Linked DNA regions of Homo sapiens: region 2 is linked to region 1. The links are chromatin loops, found by intact Hi-C in ENCODE. Cell type or tissue: breast epithelium. All regions are shown on one strand. Each heading gives the region's core, and the rest is flanking DNA. Links, peaks and the distances in the headings are about the cores only. Region 1 overlaps GMDS (GDP-mannose 4,6-dehydratase). Region 2 overlaps GMDS-DT (GMDS divergent transcript).

Region 1 (9,406 bases), core at 2,273-6,272:
CGAAAGAAAGTGCCTTGCGTAATGATCTTCTGGAAATGAGAACATTGTTATCCTGGAGGATCACTTTGGTTTTTCTTGTATACCAGACTGGATGCGGGCAGTGTCCTACCTCTGGACAGTGATTGGCTGATGCCCTCTCTCACCCCATCTGCAGTGAAGCCCTGGGGAAAAGTGGAGCCACGGGAGACCCCCACCACTAGAAGTTTGCTTCAGGGACTCTTGCTTTTCCTGTCTTCTTCCCCTTCCCTTTCCCCACTTCATCACATCAATCATAGAGTTTGCCTCCAGGAGCTAGCCTCTGGTGTGGTTGCTGCCCAGAGCCTGGCTGCCTGGCCACTTCCATTGCCCCATTGTCGACTGGAGCCTTATTTTACTCACTTCTCAGATGTCATACCTGGATCCCACTTGTTGAAGCTGTCAACGGGGGGTATTGGGGCTAATTCCAGGGGCAAAAAGGGAGCTCTACAGCACTACACAGTTGTACTGAGAAAGCTATTCCATGCAGCAAATGCATTGTTCAGGGTTACTCTTAACACTGCACATTATGGCGCAGGAACTAAATTTGTGTTCAAATGAATGCCCTTCCTACAGAGAAGTGGACTCCAAGTTTAAATAGCTGATTTCCAAGTTTTCTTTGGAAGGATTTGTTAAAGCACACACTTTGGATCAGTTCTTACCACCAGTTCCAAAGCTCACCAAGCTTAGGTGGAAGGAGGCATGGCTGCCCTGGGGATGGGGAAGGGATGCTTTCTTAATTGTACTCTGCATGGGAGAAATGTTTCTTTCTCTTAAAAGCAGTTTTACCTGTTTAAAAAACGGGCTCAGCTCAAGGCAGATCACTTAAGGTGGGACGGAGAGGGTTTGGAGTGTATATTGAAGAAAAGGAGAGTGCTTATAAAGGTGGGGGAGGAAAAGGAGGACGTGAAGGCCCAGAAGTGCTGAGAAGCACAGAAGGGTGGTGTTGGTGTTGGCTTTTCAGTCTTCATTTTCCTCTGTGAGTGGATCCTTTTAGATCAGTGGTGGGATGTCATAAACGTTTAATCCTGAGTGACACAGAAGGTGACACAGGCTTGCACTTTATATCCAAGAGGAACCAAGCACACTCAGATAGGTGCCTGCCATTCTTGTTTCTCTAGGAAAAGTTCCTAAAGGTGCTAAGAGGGGTACATTTTGTCTAGGTTCAGCACTGGGAGGGAGGTGTAAGAAGCTGCTTGCCTTCTTTTTACCTTGTACTTCACTGCGTAGACCCAGCACAGGCTTGGGCCACGTGCCGAGAAAGGGCCGCACAGCCACAGGTTGGCTCTCATTGAGCATGGTTATGTGTTAACTACCCATATTTCCTGGAAATGCCACAGAACTGAAGTTGGAAGCAGGTAGGAGAGCCTATGTCTGGACAGCAAGGGGAGTCCTGGGCAGCTGCACTTACATGGACCTTGGGGAGCTGGCCCCGTTGTTGCCTTGCTGTCATGGCCACTGAGATTCAGCTGCTATTGTGACCCAGGGGACCTCTGTGTGGCACAGCCTTCTGTTCTGGAATCCCAGGGAAACAGCTCTGGCCTGCCCGCTCCTTCCTATAGTTCCAGCCACAATTGGCACCTCACTCCCTGCATCCAGTGCAATCTCAGGTGTCTCCTGCTGTGCTTGCCTTTTCCACAGTCACTCTCTAGGAACTACTGAAATTCTCACTAGAATCAGCTGTTTCTCTAGATATGGAGCTTGTTCCAAAAGAATACTTTGCTTTTTTGTTGATGTTCTGACCTTTGATTTCAGTCCTCTCCAAAGATAAGAAACTTGCCATTTGTAGTTGAAGCATCCATAAAGCATGGTTCTGATGTTGGTGGTGTAATAGAATTACTTGGGCAGGTTGAATAACTCTTGGCTCTTCTATGCAGTTCAGTGGGCTTAGGGTAGAACTTGGAGCTGGCTGTTTTTAGAAACATTCTGAGGTGTTTGAAAAGTGAGGTGTTGTGGTTGAGAACCATTCATTTATGGGGACCGTAGTAGTGACTTGAAACATTTTATATATATATATGACATATATATGGAAATATATATATTTCATAAACTTTTTTCCTTAACATTTATTCAGAATAGTAAAAATAATGTTCACTATTGAAAAATTGGAAGTATAGGAGGATATAAAGTTTCAGGGGGAAAAAAAACAACACCCGCAATCCCACCACTCAGAAGTAATTACTGCCTGCATTATCTTTTCTTCATTGTTTTGACTAACTTGTTACTGATTGACTTCACTGCTTTTCAGCAAATGTTACTGGCCTTGAGTTGGATATGGAACTTAAATTCCATCTGGAATCATTCCTGGATGATTCTTTCAGAGTCATCAAGTACTGATTGAGTACGAGGGACTCCAGGGATGAATGCATCTGGGGGTCTAGGGTGAGGAAAATCCCAGCCTCAAGAGATCTTGTTAGTTAACCAGCTTAGCACCTCCTATTATGATTGTCATAGACATTTGTGTGTATATTTTAGTTCACATGTTAGGTGTTTTTAATGGTTTCATATTATTTTGAGTGATAGAATTTAGGAGAGTAAATGCTAGTAGAATCAGAGTTCATTAGTTTTTGACATGTTATATGCAAACACTTAAAAAAATTCCTGTGATGTTTGCTGAAGTTTGCATTTCCAGATACTCATATTCCATTTCTGTGTATTCTGATAGGAGGGTTATAATATCTCTGTTGTTGGGGCTATTGCTCTGGAGTATTTATCGATTAACTTTTGTTAATGATATACTCTGTGAAAGCACTTTATTAACTGGATTAAAAAAATTAATTGTAGCACACAGTAATGCGAAAATTTAGTTGGAATGTTGCCCTTATGGACAGTTATCATAGGCAGAATCTAACTCTTAGATGGGAACAGCAATCATGATCTCACAGGTCTCCTACAGCTCTGACAAATTCTTTCAAAATTAGTGAACTGCATTCTGGGTCTCTACTATAGAAGAGTCTCTGACTTCACGGGTTTCATGTTATTTCTACCCAGGAATCAGGATGCCTCACCCAAAGGCAGTTTTGACAAAATTAAAGTATATTGTTGGTGAGTGTCCAGAAGAGAGTGAAAACTGGGATGGCCTGGCTCAGTGTTGGTCTAGCAGAAACTACCTCTAGTGTAATTGTTTCCTTTCTCCCTCCTCTTTGTTTTCTGCCTCTATTTCATTTCTTTCTTTTCACAGTTTTTTCTTTTCTATTCCTCTCTCTTTTTTTCTTTTCTTAGGTTAGGCTTTCAGGGGCTGGAATGGGAGCAGAGTTCACCTGCCAGGAAGTGAGAATGGCAGGAAAGCTGGAATGGCAGTCCTTGGCTCTCCTGTGGTCGAGGTCTGATTACCTTCTAGGTAGTCATTGTGTCCCAGGAGATTTCAGAGAACAAACAGTGGAATCTTATTTAAATAGTTCTGTTAGGAGCATTAATGTTGTTTGTAGGTCATGGTCCAGATGGAAGCTGGCCCTTTTCTGACAAATACCTGGAAACATTTCCTTATTCTACTGTACGTTAGGATTTTGCAATCATTCTTTTCTGATCCCTAGCTTACTGGATAATCACAAAGGCTTTTTACTTCCTTTGTGCTGTAATATTGATCATCTGTGTTGGTTGGTTTACAGCCAACACACTGATCCGGATGCAAGCCGGAAAATCTAAGGGTTGGCAAATGATTCGTCATTTGCATAGAACAGCCTAGGACTCTTCAGAATGAACTTATGGAAGAGAGCTGTGGCATAGGAGCAGGAGAAGGTACAAGTTAGGGAGCAGTTTGGTATTGCACTTCATCTTTAGTTCAGCTTTGTTGCAGGGATCAAGACTGCAAGTTAAAGGGCAAGTTAGGGGGCACCTCTGTCTTTAATGAGATCATAGGATAAAGGCTTATTTATTTGTTTGTTTGTTTATTTATTGAGACAGGGTCTTGCTTGGTTACTCAGGATGGAGTGCGGTGGTGCAGTCTTGGCTTACTGAAGCCTTGACCTCCCCAGCTCAGACAATACTTCTGCCTCAGCCTCCCGAGTAGCTGGGACCACAGTTGTGCACTACCATGCCCAGCTAATTTTTTTTTTTTTTTGTATTTTTTATAGAAACGAGGTTTCACCATGTTGCCCAGGCTGGTCTTGAATTCCTGGGCCCAAGCGATCCACCCACCTCGGCTTCCCAAAGTGCTGAGGTTACAGGCCTGAGCCACCATGCCCGGCCAAGGCTTACTGTTCATCTCAGGTAGCGTCTGACATCGTGTGGACGTACGTGCGTTCAAATCTCCTCTCTGCCAGTTCTCAGTTCTGTGACTTTCAAGTAATTATTCAGCCTCTCTGTGCCTCAGTTTTCTCTTTTGTAAAGTGAGGATAATGGTACTAGCCATAGGTGAGGGTTGAAGGACACAGTGTCTGGCACATAATATTAATAAATATTCATTAATGTTTTACTCTTGGCTGTCCTGAACATTAGTCTGCTTTGACCTAGAATTCTTTTCCTGAAGACACGCTATAATTTTGATGAGAGTAAACAACTAACTCTTATTTGCATGTTCAAATAAACATGTTTTTATGAAGGTACTTGGTGTTCATTAACAAATGCTATACTTATGATTTTTTTTCTCTGAGACATAATACCAAACTTGTACATAAAATATTTCTGATCACTGATCTTCGCTCCTATAACTATAAAATTATATGTAAAATAGCTAAAAACTACTCAGTGCACTCTTTAGAATATATGTATTTCTCCTATGAGAAGCATCATTGAGATCTTTATTTGGGAAGCAATTAGGTTGCAAATTGAAAACAGTTTCCAACATCATCACCAAACTGAAAATGCCAAGTTGTCTGAGTCTAATGTCCAGAAGTCATTGTGGCCCTGTGGTCAGTGTTCTGCATTAGGGATCCCTGCAACAGAGCTGAATTAAAGATGAAGCACAGTAACCCAACACCTGTGTCAATAAGGGTGGATAATTTCTAGGGTTCCACAACGGGCTGTCAGTATCTTTCTCATTATTCCCCCAGCCTTTGTTTCACAGCCCAGTGGCTTCAGTCACTATGTCCATTTTCTTATCTCTTAAGGACTGTTCAACTCATTATATTTGGTTGCTTTCCCCATCCTACCCTAAACTGTTGTTATATAAGATCTTCTAAATTACCTTTCACGGCTAAACCCTGCAACTTCAGTCCTTGTCTTACTTGCTTTGTTGGCGTGTGTTATCACTGTCACTTTTCCTCTTGATTTTCCCTCCTCTGCTGGTTTTCCTTGTACCTCTTTGTCAGTGCATTGTTCTGCCCACCCTTGCAGGTTAGTGTGTCTTAACATACCATTCCTGACTCTCTCCTACTTTGTTCACTTTCTATGTCTACAACTGCAGTCACTCTTCCCTTGTGAATCCCAAAGCCTTGTCTCCAGTCCAGATTTGTTTCCTGAGTTCCAGACCCTGAGTTCCAAATGCCTCAACATTTCCATGTAGGTATTTCATAGACATCTCCTACTCCACATGTCCCTCCCTTCTATCATCTCTGTGTTTTTCCCCACCCTATTTCAAAGCAGGACCACAATCCATTTGGGAGCCAAAGTCAGAAATCTTGGAGTCATCCTATCGTCCTCCTTTCCCCTCACTCCTCATGTCTTCACCAGCAGGTCCTGCTGATTTTACCCCACTAGCATAGCTTTGGTAGCGGTGTCATCTCTTGTCCTTTCCTTGCCCACATCAGTTACCTTGTCCTGCCTGGGCTGTTATAGTAACCTCCTACCTGGTCTTCTGCTTCCAGTCTTTTTTTTTTCCATTCATTTGCTGCCAGTGAGTTTTAGCTGGAGTGACCATCTGATCATGTCAGATGGTCGCTCCTCAGCTTAAACTATTGGTGGCTCTCTCTTGCCCTGGGGGGAGTGTAAACTCTCCAGTGTCCCAGTGCCTTTGTGACTAGCACTTTCCTGCCTTTGCACCACATGCCCCCTGGCTTGTGTGTGTTTTGTAACCCAGCCATTTTGTACGGATAGTTTCTTGAATTCACCATATCCACATTAGTCATGGTTCTCTGGAGAAACAGAACCAGTGGGATGGATGGATATGGATATATATATATGTGTGTATATATATATAGAGAGAGAGAGAGCGCGCTATTGATTGATTGATTGATTGATTGATTGATTTGAAGGAATTGGTTCATGTCATTGTGGGGGCTGGCAAGTCTGAGATTTGCAGGGCTGGCTGGCAAGCTAGAGACACAGGAAAGAGTTGATGTTGCAGCTCCAGTCCAACATCTAGGCCGCTTGGAGGCAGAATTAGTTGTTCCTCCTGGGTAATGTCTTTGAGTGGATGAAGCCCACTCACATTGTAGGGAGTATTACTCAGTGTACTGATTTAAATGTTAATCACATCTAAAAAATAGCCTTCAGAGCAACATCTAGGCAGGTGTTTGACCAAGTCTGGTTGGCATATCCTAGTTAGCACACAAAATTAACTGCCTCACTGTCTTTCTCAATGTTGCTCGTGTTTGTATCTGTCCAGATTTCCCCCACACCTACTGTGGTGCCTACTGACCGCCTGGAAACCTGCCACTCATCCTGTGCTCCACTCTCAGCCTGCCCTGACCTTCTCAAGCAGCACAGCATTTCTTAGTACAGCATTTCCTTTTTTTGTTCCTAATTGGCTGGTAATTGCGTCTATTACAGTATTCCCCCTTTGCTGTGAGTATTCTTAAATTGCCTAACAGAATCAGTATGCCTCAAGGACCAAGCTTCTATTGTTTACATTCACCAGTGCTTAAGCACCTGATGAGTACCCAATAATTGTGTAATGAGGCACCGAATGAATGGAGACATTTGGGCCAAAGGGTCGGAGATAAGCAGTGAGAATGGAAGCAGTTGAGGGAGAAAGCAGAGGTTTTGGAGCCATTTGGAATTGGAGGAATCCCATTCACTGCACCAGGGTGTGGTCTCTAACCCCAGGAGAGCATTTTAGACGCCTAGGGAAAGCAGCTCTGCAGTCAGATTGACAGGATCGGAGTAAACCTCTGAGAAGCTCCAAAACTCAATCCCAGATCATACTTCTTACAGTGAGTGCTGGTCTAATGATTTCCATAGAATTTGCATCGTAATTTGGTGACAGTGTGTAAAAGCTGTCATTATCAGACTTCAGCATACTAGTCGCTTCCAGCTAATCACCTCCATGCAGGGGAGCCTAGACTGAAACATTGTTGCTTTTCATTATTTTGGAGAATAATTTAGGTAGAATTACTGTTTAATTTTTGTATTTCCTATTTAAGAAAACCTGTTTCTTTACGGCCCTTTGACTTTCATTTTCTCTTTTTCTTCCCACTGACCTGGCGGCTTCTTAAAGGGGCAGCACCAAGTTTCCTGTTGCCCCTGTGGGCAGTGGCCACAGATTGTCTTCTTTTTCTTCTTTTATACCCCATGGCACATTCTGAGAGTATTTTCTTTTTTCGTTGTTGTTTGTTTTCTTTTTGCTTGGGACTGCTATAATGTGAATATGATATTCTCATTAATTCATTTACTCATGTTGCAAAATTCACTAAAATCCCTTTGTTAAAAGAACATTTTAAGGCCGGGCATGGTGGCTCACTCCTGTAATCCCAGCACTTTGGGAGGCCGAGGCAGTCGGATCACGAGGTCAGGATATGGAGACCATCCTAGCTAACACGGTGAAACCCCGTCTCTACTAAAAATACAAAAAATTAGCCGGTCGTGGTGGCGGGTGCCTGTAGTCCCAGCTACTCTGGAGGCTGAGGCAGGAGAATGGTGTGAACCCGGGAGGCCGGGAGGCGGAGCTTGCAGTGAGCCGAGATTGCGCCACCGCACTCTAGCCTGGGTGACAGAGCAAGACTCCGTCTCAAAAAAAAAAAGAACATTTTAGATGACACTACTTTAAGTAATGTAATATTGTGTTTAAGGGAGCTTGATTAAAATAATAAAATGCAATTGAAGTCAAAACAGATGGATAAATCATGATATTACAAGTGAGAACTGGAATTCTACGTGAAGCCAGGAATAAAGCTGAGAGGTAATCTTTGAGCCACAATTTTGTGTTTTTTTGTTTATTTGTTTGAGATTGGGTGTTGCTTCTTGCTCTGTTGCCTAGGCTGGAGTACAGTGGCTCCTGTAACCTCAAACTCTTAGATTCAAGCAATCCTCCCACCTCAGTCTCCTGAGGAGTACATTACTTGTGGTAATGTACTACAGGTGTACATTACCATGCCTGGCTAATTAAAAAATTTCTGTATAGACGGGGTCTTGCTGTATTCCCCACGCTGGTTGTGAACTCCTAATCTCAAGTGATCTTCCCACGTTGGCCTCCCCAAATGCTTGGATTCCAGGTGTGAACCACTGTGCCTGAGCTTGTACATCCCTTCTTAGAAGGCCACAGCTTTATTACCATTATCAAACAGGGACATACAAGTACAGGTTGAGTATCCCTTATCTGAAGTGCTTGGGAGCACAAGTGTTTCAGATTTTTTTTTTTTCCGATTTTGAAATATTTTCATATACGTAGAGAAATGTATATACAAATCTTGGGGGTGGGACCCAAGTTTAAACATGAAATTTGTTTATCTTCATATATACCTTAAACACATAGCCCGAAGGTAATTTTATACAACACATTAAGTAATTTTATGTGTGTAGCAAAGTTTGTGTACATTGAACTGTCAGAAAGTGAAGGTGACTCTATCTGAGCCACCCATGTGGACAGTCTGTAGTTGTCTGGCATCCCCATCCTTCTTGAGGCTGAATTTATATGCTACGTATAAGCAATTATTGTCTCACATCTATTCACATTAAAGCACTTAACAGTAAAAAATATGACATGCCATTATTACAGCGAGAAAATAAGTGTCAGGGTAACCAAGCAGCACAGAGCATCACCAGACATCTGTACCAGCTGCTAAACCACAGCAACAGCACACAGCAGCAGGCTTTCCGTCTCCATCTGTGAGGCCTTGTGTTGACTAAAAGGTTACCGTACCTGTATCTTGTGTTTGGTGGGTGAAAAGAAACATCAGAAGTATTGAAGGACCGGGAAATTGAGTCCTCTAGGGATAAGGAGGCGTTCTGCTGGATGGCTTTTAAAGATGTTTCCTCCGGAGTCATCTGCCTCATTAGCCATGATTTTTGTCTTACAAGTCTTTGATTTTATACACTGACAGGATTTCATGTTTTATTGTGAATGCACACTGCCCTAGCCCTTGAATAAGCCCTTCACACATTTTCAACATGTTGTCTCTGGGCACTTTTTCTGCAGTGTTGACATCATCTTCATTGTCACCATTATAGGTTGAATATCCCTTATCTGAAATGCTTGGGACCAGAGGGGTGGAATTTTCCACTTCTGGTGCCATGTTGACACTAAAAAAGTTTTGGATTTGGGGACATTTTGGATTTTCAGATTAGGGATGCTTAA
Region 2 (9,406 bases), core at 3,246-7,245, 74 kb before region 1:
GGCCAAATGCAGCAACGTAACCCTCACCTTAGAAGGAATGTCTCGACAGACCCCACACCACTGGACTCCTAGAAATTTTACTGAGGTGGAAGTTCCCTGAATTTTACCCAGATTTATTTCCCATCCTATGGCACACAAATGTCTCACCAATAAGTCCAGTGAGTTTACTACTTCTTGCTCACTGGATCCAAACGGCATAATGGCATCAATGTAATAGACCAGTGTGATATCTTGTGGAAGCGAAAAGCAATCAAGGTCTCTCCGAAAAAGATTATACCACAAAGCCAGAGAGTTGATATATCCCTGAGGTAGGACAGTAAAAGCATATTGCTGGCCTTGCCAGCTGAAGGCAAATTGCTTCTAGTGGGCCTTATGAACAGGAATGGAAAAAAATGCACTTGCCAAGTCAATGGTGGCATACCAGGTACCAGGAGATGTGTTAATTTGCTCAAGCAATGAAACCGCATCTTGTACAGCAGCTGCAATTGGAGTCACCACTTGGTTAAGCTTACAATAATCCACTGTCATTCTCCAAGACCCATCTGTCTTCTTCACAGACCAAATAGGAAAGTTGAACAGGGATGTTTTGGGAATCACCACCACTGTATCTTTCAAATCTTTGATGGTAGCACTAATCTCCACAGTCCCTCCAGGGATGTGATGTTGTTTTTGATTTACTATTTTTCTAGGTAGAGGCAGCTCTAATGGCTTTGATTTGACCTTTGCCACCATAATAGCCCTCACCCTACCAGTCAGGAAGCCAATGTGGGGGTTCTACCAGCTGCTAAGGATGTCTATGCCAAATATGCATTCTGACACTGGGGAAATGACCACAGGATAAGTCTAGGGAACCAGCGCACCCAATGTTAAGTCGGACCTGAGCTAAAACTCCATTAATTACCTGATCTTCATAAGACCCTACTTCAATTGGAGGACAACAATGATGTTTTGGGTCCCCTGGAATCAATGTGAGCTCAGAGCCAGTGTCCAACAGTTCCTGAAATATCTGATCATTTCCCTTTCCCCAGTGCACAGTTACCCTGGTAAAAGGCCAGAGGTCTCCTTGAGGAAGGATGGGTGAAAGATTCACTACATAAATTGTTGGTAATGTAGTGGGGTCCTTCCTGAAGGGTACCTGGCCTCCCCTTCATTCAAGGGGCTCCAGATCTGTAAACTGGCTCAAGTCTGGAAATTGAGGGGCTGTGATTCTCTCTTTTTATAATTCAAATCAGTATTTTGTCCATTCGACCTAGAAGTTTTCTGCTTTTATAAATTAAGCAGAAATGCAGTAGGCTTCCTGTCGATTTAACTTCTAGAAACACCATAATTAATTAGCCATTGCCAGAGCTCTACAAGAGTCAGACTATTTTTTTTTTTTTTTTTTTTTTTTTAGTACTTTAAGTTCCAGGGTACATGTGCACAACATGCGGGTTTTTTTTTACATAGGTATACATATGCCATGTTGGTTTCCTGCACCCATTAACTTGTCATTTACATTAGGTATTTCTCCTAATGCTATTCCTCCCCCATACCCCCACCCCATGCCAGACCCCAGTGTGTGATGTTCCCCGCCCTGTGTCCCAGTGTTCTCATTGTTCAATTTCCACCTATAAGTGAGAACATGTGGTGTTTGGTTTTCTGTTCTTGCGATAGTTTGCTCAGAATGATGGTTTCCAGCTTCACCCATGTCCCTACAAAGGACATTAACTCATCCTTTTTTACGGCTGCATAGTATTCCATGGTGTACATGTGCCACATTTTCTTAATCCAGTCTATCATTGATGGACATTTGGGTTAGTTCCAAGTCTTTGCTATTGTGAATAGTGCCACAATAAACATACGTGTGCATGTGTCTTTATAGTAGCATGATTTATAATCCTTTGGGTATGTACCAAGTAATGGGATGGCGGGTCAAATGATATTTCTAGTTCTAGATCCTTGAGGAATCGCCACACTGACTTCCACAATGGTTGAACTAGTTTACACTCCCACCAACAGTGTAAAAGCGTTCCTATTTCTCCACTTACTCTCCAGCACCTGTTGTTTCCTGACTTTTTTAATGATCACCATTCTAACTGGTGTGAGATGGTATCTCATTGTGGTTTTGATTTGCATTTCTGATGAGAAATGCATGAGCATTCAGTGACAATGAGCATTTTTTCATGTGTCTGTTGGCTGCATAAATATCTTCTTTTGAGAAGTGTCTGTTCATATCCTTTGCCCACTTTTTGATGGGGTTGTTTGATTTTTTCTTGTAAATTTGTTTAAGTTCTTTGTAGATTCTGGGTATTAGCCCTTTGTCAGATGGGTAGACTGCAAAAATTTTCTCCCATTCTGTAGGCTGCCTGTTCACTCTGATGATAGTTTCTTTTGCTGTGCAGAAACTCTTTAGTTTAATTAGATCCCATTTGTCTATTTTGGCGTTTGTTGCCATTGCTTTTGGTGTTTTAGTCATGGAGTCCTTGCCCATGCCTATGTCCTGAATGGTATTGCCTAGGTTTTCTTCTAGGATTTTTATGGCTTTAGGTCTAACGTTTAAGTCTTTCATCCATCTTGAATTAATTTTTGTATAAGATGTAAGGAAGGGATCCAGTTTCAGCTTTCTACATAGGGCTAGCCAGTTTTCCCAACACCATTTATTAAATAGGGAATCCTTTCCCCATTGCTTGTTTTTGTCAGGTTTGTCAAAGATCAGATGGTTGTAGATGTGTGGTGTTATTTCTGAGGCCTTTGTTCTGTTCCATTGGTCTATCTCTCTGTTTTTGTACCAGTATCATGCTGTTTTGGTTACTGTAGGCTTGTAGTATAGTTTGAAGTCAGGTAGCATGATGCCTCCAGCTTTGTTCTTTTTGCTTAGGATTGTCTTGGCAATGCGGGCTCTTTTTGGTTCCATATGAACTTTAAAGTAGTTTTTTCCAATTCTGTGAAGAAAGTTATTGGTAGCTTGACGGGGATGGCACTGAATCTATAAATTACCTTGGGTAGTATGGCCATTGTCACGATATTGATTCTTCCTATCCATGAGCATGGAACGTTCTTCCATTTGTTTGTGTCCTCTTTTATTTCGTTGGGCAGTGGTTTATTGTTCGCCCTCAAGAGGTCCTTCAAATACCTTGCAAGTTGGATTCCTAGGTATTTTATTCTCTTTGTAGCAATTGTGAATGGGAGTTCACTCATGATTTGGCTCTCTGTCTGTTATTGGCGTACAGGAATGCTTGTGATTTTTGCACATTGATTTTCTATCCTGAGACTTTGCTGAAGTTGTTTATTAGCTTAAGGGGATTTTGGGCTGAGACGATGGGGTTTTCTAAATATACACTCATGTCATCTACAAACAGAGACAATTTGACTTCCTGTTTTCCTAATTGAATACCCTTTATTTCTTCCTCTTGCCTGATTGCCCTGGCCAGAACTTCCAACACTATGCTGAACAGGAGTGGTGAGAGAGGGCATCCCTGCCTTGTGTCGGTTTTCAAAGGGAATGCTTCCAGTTTTTGCCCATTTAGTATGATATTGGCTGTGGGTTTGTGATAAATAGCTCTTATTATTTTGAGATATGTTCCATCAATACCTAGTTTACTGAGAGTTTTTAGCATGAAGCGCTGTTGAATTTTGTCAAAGACCTTTTCTGCATCTATTGAGATAATCATGTGGTTTTTGTCTTTGGTTCTGTTTATGTGATGGATTACGTTTATTGATTTGAGCATGTTGAACCAGCCTTGCATCCCAGGGATGAAGCCGACTTGATCTTGGTGGATAAGCTTTTTGATGTGCTGATGGATTCGGTTTGCCAGTATTTTATTGAGGATTTTCGCATAGATATTCATCAGGGATATTAGTCTAAAATTCTCTTTTTTTGTTGTGTCTCTGCCAGGTTTTGGTATCAGGATCATGCTGGCCTCATAAAATGAGTTAGGGAGGACTCCCTCTTTTTCTATTGATTGGAATAGTTTCAGAAGGAATGGGACCAGCTCCTCTTTGTACCTCTGGTAGAATTCGGCTGTGAATCTGTCTGGTCCTGGACTTTTTTGGTTGTTAGGCTATTAATTATTGCCTCAATTTCAGAGCCTGTTATTGGTCTATTCAGGGATTCCACTTCTTGCTGGTTTAGTCTTGGGAGGGTGTATGTGTCCAGGAATTTATCTATTTCTTCTAGATTTTCTAGTTTATTTGCATAGAGGTGTTTATAGTATTTTCTGATGGTAGTTTGTATTTCTGTGGGATCAGTGGAGATATCCCCTTTATCATTTTTTATTGCGTCTTTTTGATTCTTCTCTTTTCTTATTAGTCTTACTAGCAGTCTGTCAACTTTGTTGATCTTTTTAAAAAAACAGCTCCTGGATTCAGTGATTTTTTGAAGGGTTTTTTGTGTCTCTATCTCCTTCAGTTCTGCTCTGATCTTAGTTATTTCTTGCCTTCTGCTAGCTTTTGAATTTGTTTGCTCTTGTTTCTCTAGTTCTTCTAATTGTGATGTTAGGGTGTCAATTTTAGATCCTTCCTTCTTTCTCTTGTGGGCATTTAGTGCTATAAAGTTCCCTCGACACACTGCGTTAAATGTGTCTGTATTAAATGGAGTCTGTATTAGTACCCCTTTCCAATAACAATACCTACAGATTTGGATGAATTCTTCTCTTGTTGAGATCCTCAAGATATCCTAGGGTCCTGGGCCTGCCAGGAAGTGACATTCTTTTCTCACCTGTAAGGCCCAGAACCCTGTAAGCCGGGTATCAGTCCAGTTTTTCCAAAGGGAAGAGAGATTAATTGGCATTATAAAATCCACCTTCGTTTCTTTTTTAAATTTTTATTTTTTTTGAGACAGGGTCTTGCTCTGTCACCAAGGCTGGAGGGCAGTGGCGCCATCTCAGCTCAATACAACCTCTGTCTGCCTGCAACCTCCGCCTCTCTGCATCCTCTGCCTCCCAGGCTCAAGCCATCCTCCCACCTCAGCCTCCTGAGTAGCTAAGACTACAGGCGCGCCTTACCATGCCTGGCTAATTTTTTGTATTTTTTTTTTTTTTTTTTTTTTGTAGAGACGAGTTTTCGTCATGTTGCTCAGGTTGGTCAAAAACTCATGAACTCAAGCAATCCACGTGCTTCACCCTCCCATCGTGCTGGGATTACATTAGAGGCATGAGCCATTGGGCCTCAACCTTAGTTTCTTGAAGCTGCTTGTGATAGAGACAGTAGACAGTGAAGAGTACCCAGTGAAACCCAACCTTCAGGCCTAAAACAGCCTGAAGGCTGAAAGATTGGACTGCTGGTCCCAGATGAAAAACACGACCCAGAGGGAGAACTGCCCCTGTTTGTCCACCCTTTCCCAACTGATTCTTTCTGAATAATGCCCACATGTGCACTGGAGGAATGGGGTGGAGTGACCAGGAATTTGCACCTTATGCAGGGGGAGGAGTCTGGCTCTTCAGCTCATGTGTGGGGGCCTGATATTCAATCTGTGAGGTGGGAGGCCATTGGCAGGACACCCCTCACTTTGCTGAAAGTTTTTTTTTTCTTCCTTTTTGCCCAATAAATTCCACTGTCCTCACCCTTCAGAGTGTCCACATGCCTAATTTTTCCTGGTCGTGGCAGAAGAATCCAGATTTAGCTTAACTAAGGAACAAAAATTCTGCATCGCTTGGTCATATCTGATCTATACACATTCTCAAGTACGACGTTCCAGTCAAAACCTTGGTTATAAAACCAATGCTTCCAATTATGTTCTGTTACGAAGAGAACAGATTCTTATTGAACTTACATAAATAACTTTATTGCCATGAAAAAAGGATAGTCACTAATAGCTTCTGAATTCTGGACGGGTCAAGTAGGGAGAAAAAGTAATTGTATTTTGTTTATAAAGGAGTAATCTACCAAGCTGCTGTAAGCAATAGGTAGTCTAAGAGAAAAAAGAAAATTTTCCTTAAATCTGGAAAACAAAACCAGCAATGATTCAAATAAAATGTCATGAGTTCATTTAGTCTCATGTAACTAATTCTTGTTCTGCTAGATTTTGGTTCTAGCAATTTTATGAACCCAAGAGTTTCCTTATCAGAGTTCTGGAAATCCTTACCCAATTCAAGGTATAACAAAGTTACCAGAAACCTGAACCTATCAGTTATTTTCATGAATCTACTTGAAGATGAAATACTTTCAGACTACACTTACTTGTAAATGTAAGGTTCTTGTATTGGTTCAAACACCGTCTCAAAAAAAGAGAACTGCCCAAAACTGGGTAATTTATAAAGGAAAGAGGCTTAATTGACTCACAGTTCAGCATGGCTGGGGAGGCCTCGGGAAACTTAAAATCATGGCAGAAGGTGAAGGGAAACCCAGGCACCTTCTTCACAAGGCAGCAGGAAGGAGAATTGCCGAGCAAAGGGGGAAAAGCCCCTTACAAAACCATCAGATCTTGTGAGAACTCACCCACTAGCGTGAGAACAGCATGGAGGAACTGCCCCCATGATTCAATTACATCCACCTGGTCTCTCCTTTGGCACGTGGGGATTATAGGGATTATGGAAATTTCAATTCAAGATGAGATTTGGGTGGGAACACAAAGCCTAACCATATCATTCTGCCCCTGGCCCCTCCCAAATCTCAGGTCTTTTTCACATTTCAAAACCAATCATGCCTTCCCAACACTCCCTCAAAGTCTTAATTCATTCCAGCATTAACCCAAAAGTCCAAGTCCAAAGTCTCTTTGAGACAAGGTAAGTGCTCTCCACCCATAAGCTTGTAAAATCAAAAGCTGAACAATTGATTTACAGCCTTGTTGCCATGGGTGAGACCGCCAGTTGGCCCATTACTCAATACAACCATCACAACCAGATGTGCAGACCTCTATACCCTACCCCTCACGTGCTTTACCCAGCCCAGCCTGTATACCCTACCCCCAGTATCAATTCTTGCACTTTGCCTAATAAAAATCCCAACCTTTTCAAAGAGTCAGTGAGGGAATTCTCTCTCTCTTGTGCTGCCTCCCTTATGCCCATGCATAAGCTCCAGTGAAGTCTCAGGAAAACTCTTTGGGCCTCACATCAATTTCTATTGCATTGAGAGCCCAAGAACCCATAGTTTCTAACAAGCCTAGACAATGCAGTGTGAACCCCCTGAAAAAATTTTAAAGAAAAAGAAAAGGAAGAACTTGGTGTAAGAACCACGTTGGGAGGAGAGAAGGGTGTGTCTTACGTTAATGAATTCAATTTGGGATTTTAAAGAATAATTCTTTAAGATAGTCCCCAAATCCCTATCTAGATGCCTCTCCTTTGCTTGGTGAAATAAGTCAATGGAGTTTGCTGAAAGATCAGCCACAGGACATGATCACAAAAGGCAGAGGAGTGAGACAAAGAAAGCTAAATGGTTTAGTCTACATGATAAAGAATTAAGAGTGAAACTCTGTCAAAAAAAAAAAAAAAAAAAAGAATCTGGAGTTTCCTGAAAAAACTTTCAGATAGAGGGATAGGACCTTGCAACCCAGTAAACTGGAACCCATGGTGCGAAAGGGGGTTGGGGAGATGAGAGTGACTGAGGAAATGAGAACAAGGAAGTCTAACTATTGGTGCTTGCTTATCCTCATTACCACTGCCCCTGCCCGTCCCTGCCACTGCCTCCAAAGAAGCTTTTTGGTACAGGGGTGCACTACACAACTACCATATGTTAGTGATAGTTTGTGGGAATTGAAAACAACACAAAAACCAATGCTATATCCCACATTAGTTGGGAAGAGGAGAGGTGGAAACAGGAGGAAGGATAAACTGAGATGGCATTTAGTAGGGGCACAGGAAACAAAGGGCAAAGACCAGGAGAATTCATAGAAATAGAGGAATAAGGGGATGGAGCTCCAACTACTTTCGTTTTAGTGTAGTGTGACCATCCCCCCCCCCACACACATATGTATACATAAGGTGGGTGAGCTGGAGTCATTTGAGAGCCCGAAGTGTGATTGTGTTAAATCAAGGTGTCTCTAAACCAGTTTGAACTTCTGAATGGATTCCCTACTGTAAGGAGCTCCTTCCTGTTACCTAAATCCTTTTCAGAATACAAGTCCTTTGCCAAGTGTATACTCTGCAAATATCTACTTCAAGTGTGTCGTTTGCCTTTGCTCCCATTATGGTGTCTTTTGAGAAAGAGCAGCTCTCATTTTTCTTGGAGCCCAATTTTTCAATGTATCAATAAAGTATGATGAATACTTTTTTAATGAAGTCTTTGCCAACCCCAAAGTCATAAAGATATTCTCTTATGCTTTCTTCTGAAAGCTTCGTTAGTTTAATCTGTTACATTAGGTCTAAAATCCTTCTTGTGGTTTTTGTAAAGAAGAAGCGTTCTGGATACATGTATTTTACTTATAGATATCTGATTGGCACAGCACCATTTATTGGGAAGACCATACCCACTGCACTACAATAACACCTTTATAAAAAAAAAATCAATAGTGGTCTATTTCTGGATTTTCTATTCTGTTATCTAGTCAGCTTGCCTATCTGTGCTAATACCACACTGTCTTAATTACGATCACTGTAAGTTTTAGAATCTAGTAGTAATATCTACAAATCTTCTTCAAGCACACCTTTGCAATATGCGGCACATTTGTTTTTATATATATTTTAGAATCAGCTTATTTTTATATAAACCTGCTGGGAGTTTGATTAGGATTAGATTAAATCTATCGATTTGGGGGGAACTAAAATCTTTACAATCGTGAGTCTTCCACCCCATTAACATGATATAACCCTCCATTTATTTAAAGCTACTTAAAAAGATCTTTTATATCTTTGATTAGATTTATTCTAAGGTTTTTAATTTTTTGTAAGTAATATCATCTTCCTTATTTCTTTTTTTGTTACTTTGTTGCTAATATTTAAAAAATTGATTTTTTGTATGTTGATCTCATTTCACAAAATTGTTAAATTTACTTATAGTTATTCTACATTAATAACTATAATTCTTTTTTTTCCTTTTTAAATTTCAATAGCTTTAGGGGTACAAGTGGTTTTTGGTTACATGGATTAATTGTATAGTTGAAAGTCTGAGAGTTTAATGTACCTGTCACCTGAGTAGTGGACACTGTACCCAATATGCAGTTTTTTATCCCTTATCCTCATTTCACCCCTCCCCCTTGTCAGTCTCCAATGTCCATTCTACCACTCTGTATGCCTTTGCATACCCATAGCTTAGCTCCCATTTATAAGTGAGAAAATACGGTATTTGTTCCATTCCTGAGTTACTTCACTTAGAATAATGACCTCCAGCTCCATCCAAGTTGCTGCAAAAGACATCATTTCATTTTTTCGTGGCTGAGTAGTTCTCGATGGTGTATATATACCATGTTTTCTTTATCCATTCATCAGCTGATGAACACTTAGGTTGGTTCCATATCTTTGCAATTGTGAATTGTGCTGCAATAAACATATGTGTG

What was found. Hi-C counts contacts between places; a loop is a spot of excess contacts. Peaks named below come from ENCODE experiments on the same cell type or tissue, not always from the same donor. Only the 100,000 strongest peaks of a DNase experiment are listed, where the experiment ranks them.
Region 2: a loop joins it to region 1, with 21 times the contacts of the local background. A loop is called at or near these places in 1 of 110 quality-filtered maps.

Annotation. Positions count from the first base shown.
Region 1 is chr6:2,219,835-2,229,240 of GRCh38, reverse strand. The region is part of intron 1 of GMDS (GDP-mannose 4,6-dehydratase); the gene reads left to right. Among named protein-coding and RNA genes, the nearest start is that of GMDS, 21 kb to the left of the region's middle. RefSeq lists a silencer at 2,192-2,486 and enhancers at 6,446-7,063, 7,230-7,299. In breast epithelium, for the core only: no CTCF peak of the experiment used is centred there; no DNase peak of the experiment used is centred there; H3K27ac peaks cover 703 bases.
Region 2 is chr6:2,294,992-2,304,397 of GRCh38, reverse strand. The region is part of intron 3 of GMDS-DT (GMDS divergent transcript); the gene reads right to left. Among named protein-coding and RNA genes, the nearest start is that of GMDS-DT, 54 kb to the right of the region's middle. In breast epithelium, for the core only: no CTCF peak of the experiment used is centred there; no DNase peak of the experiment used is centred there.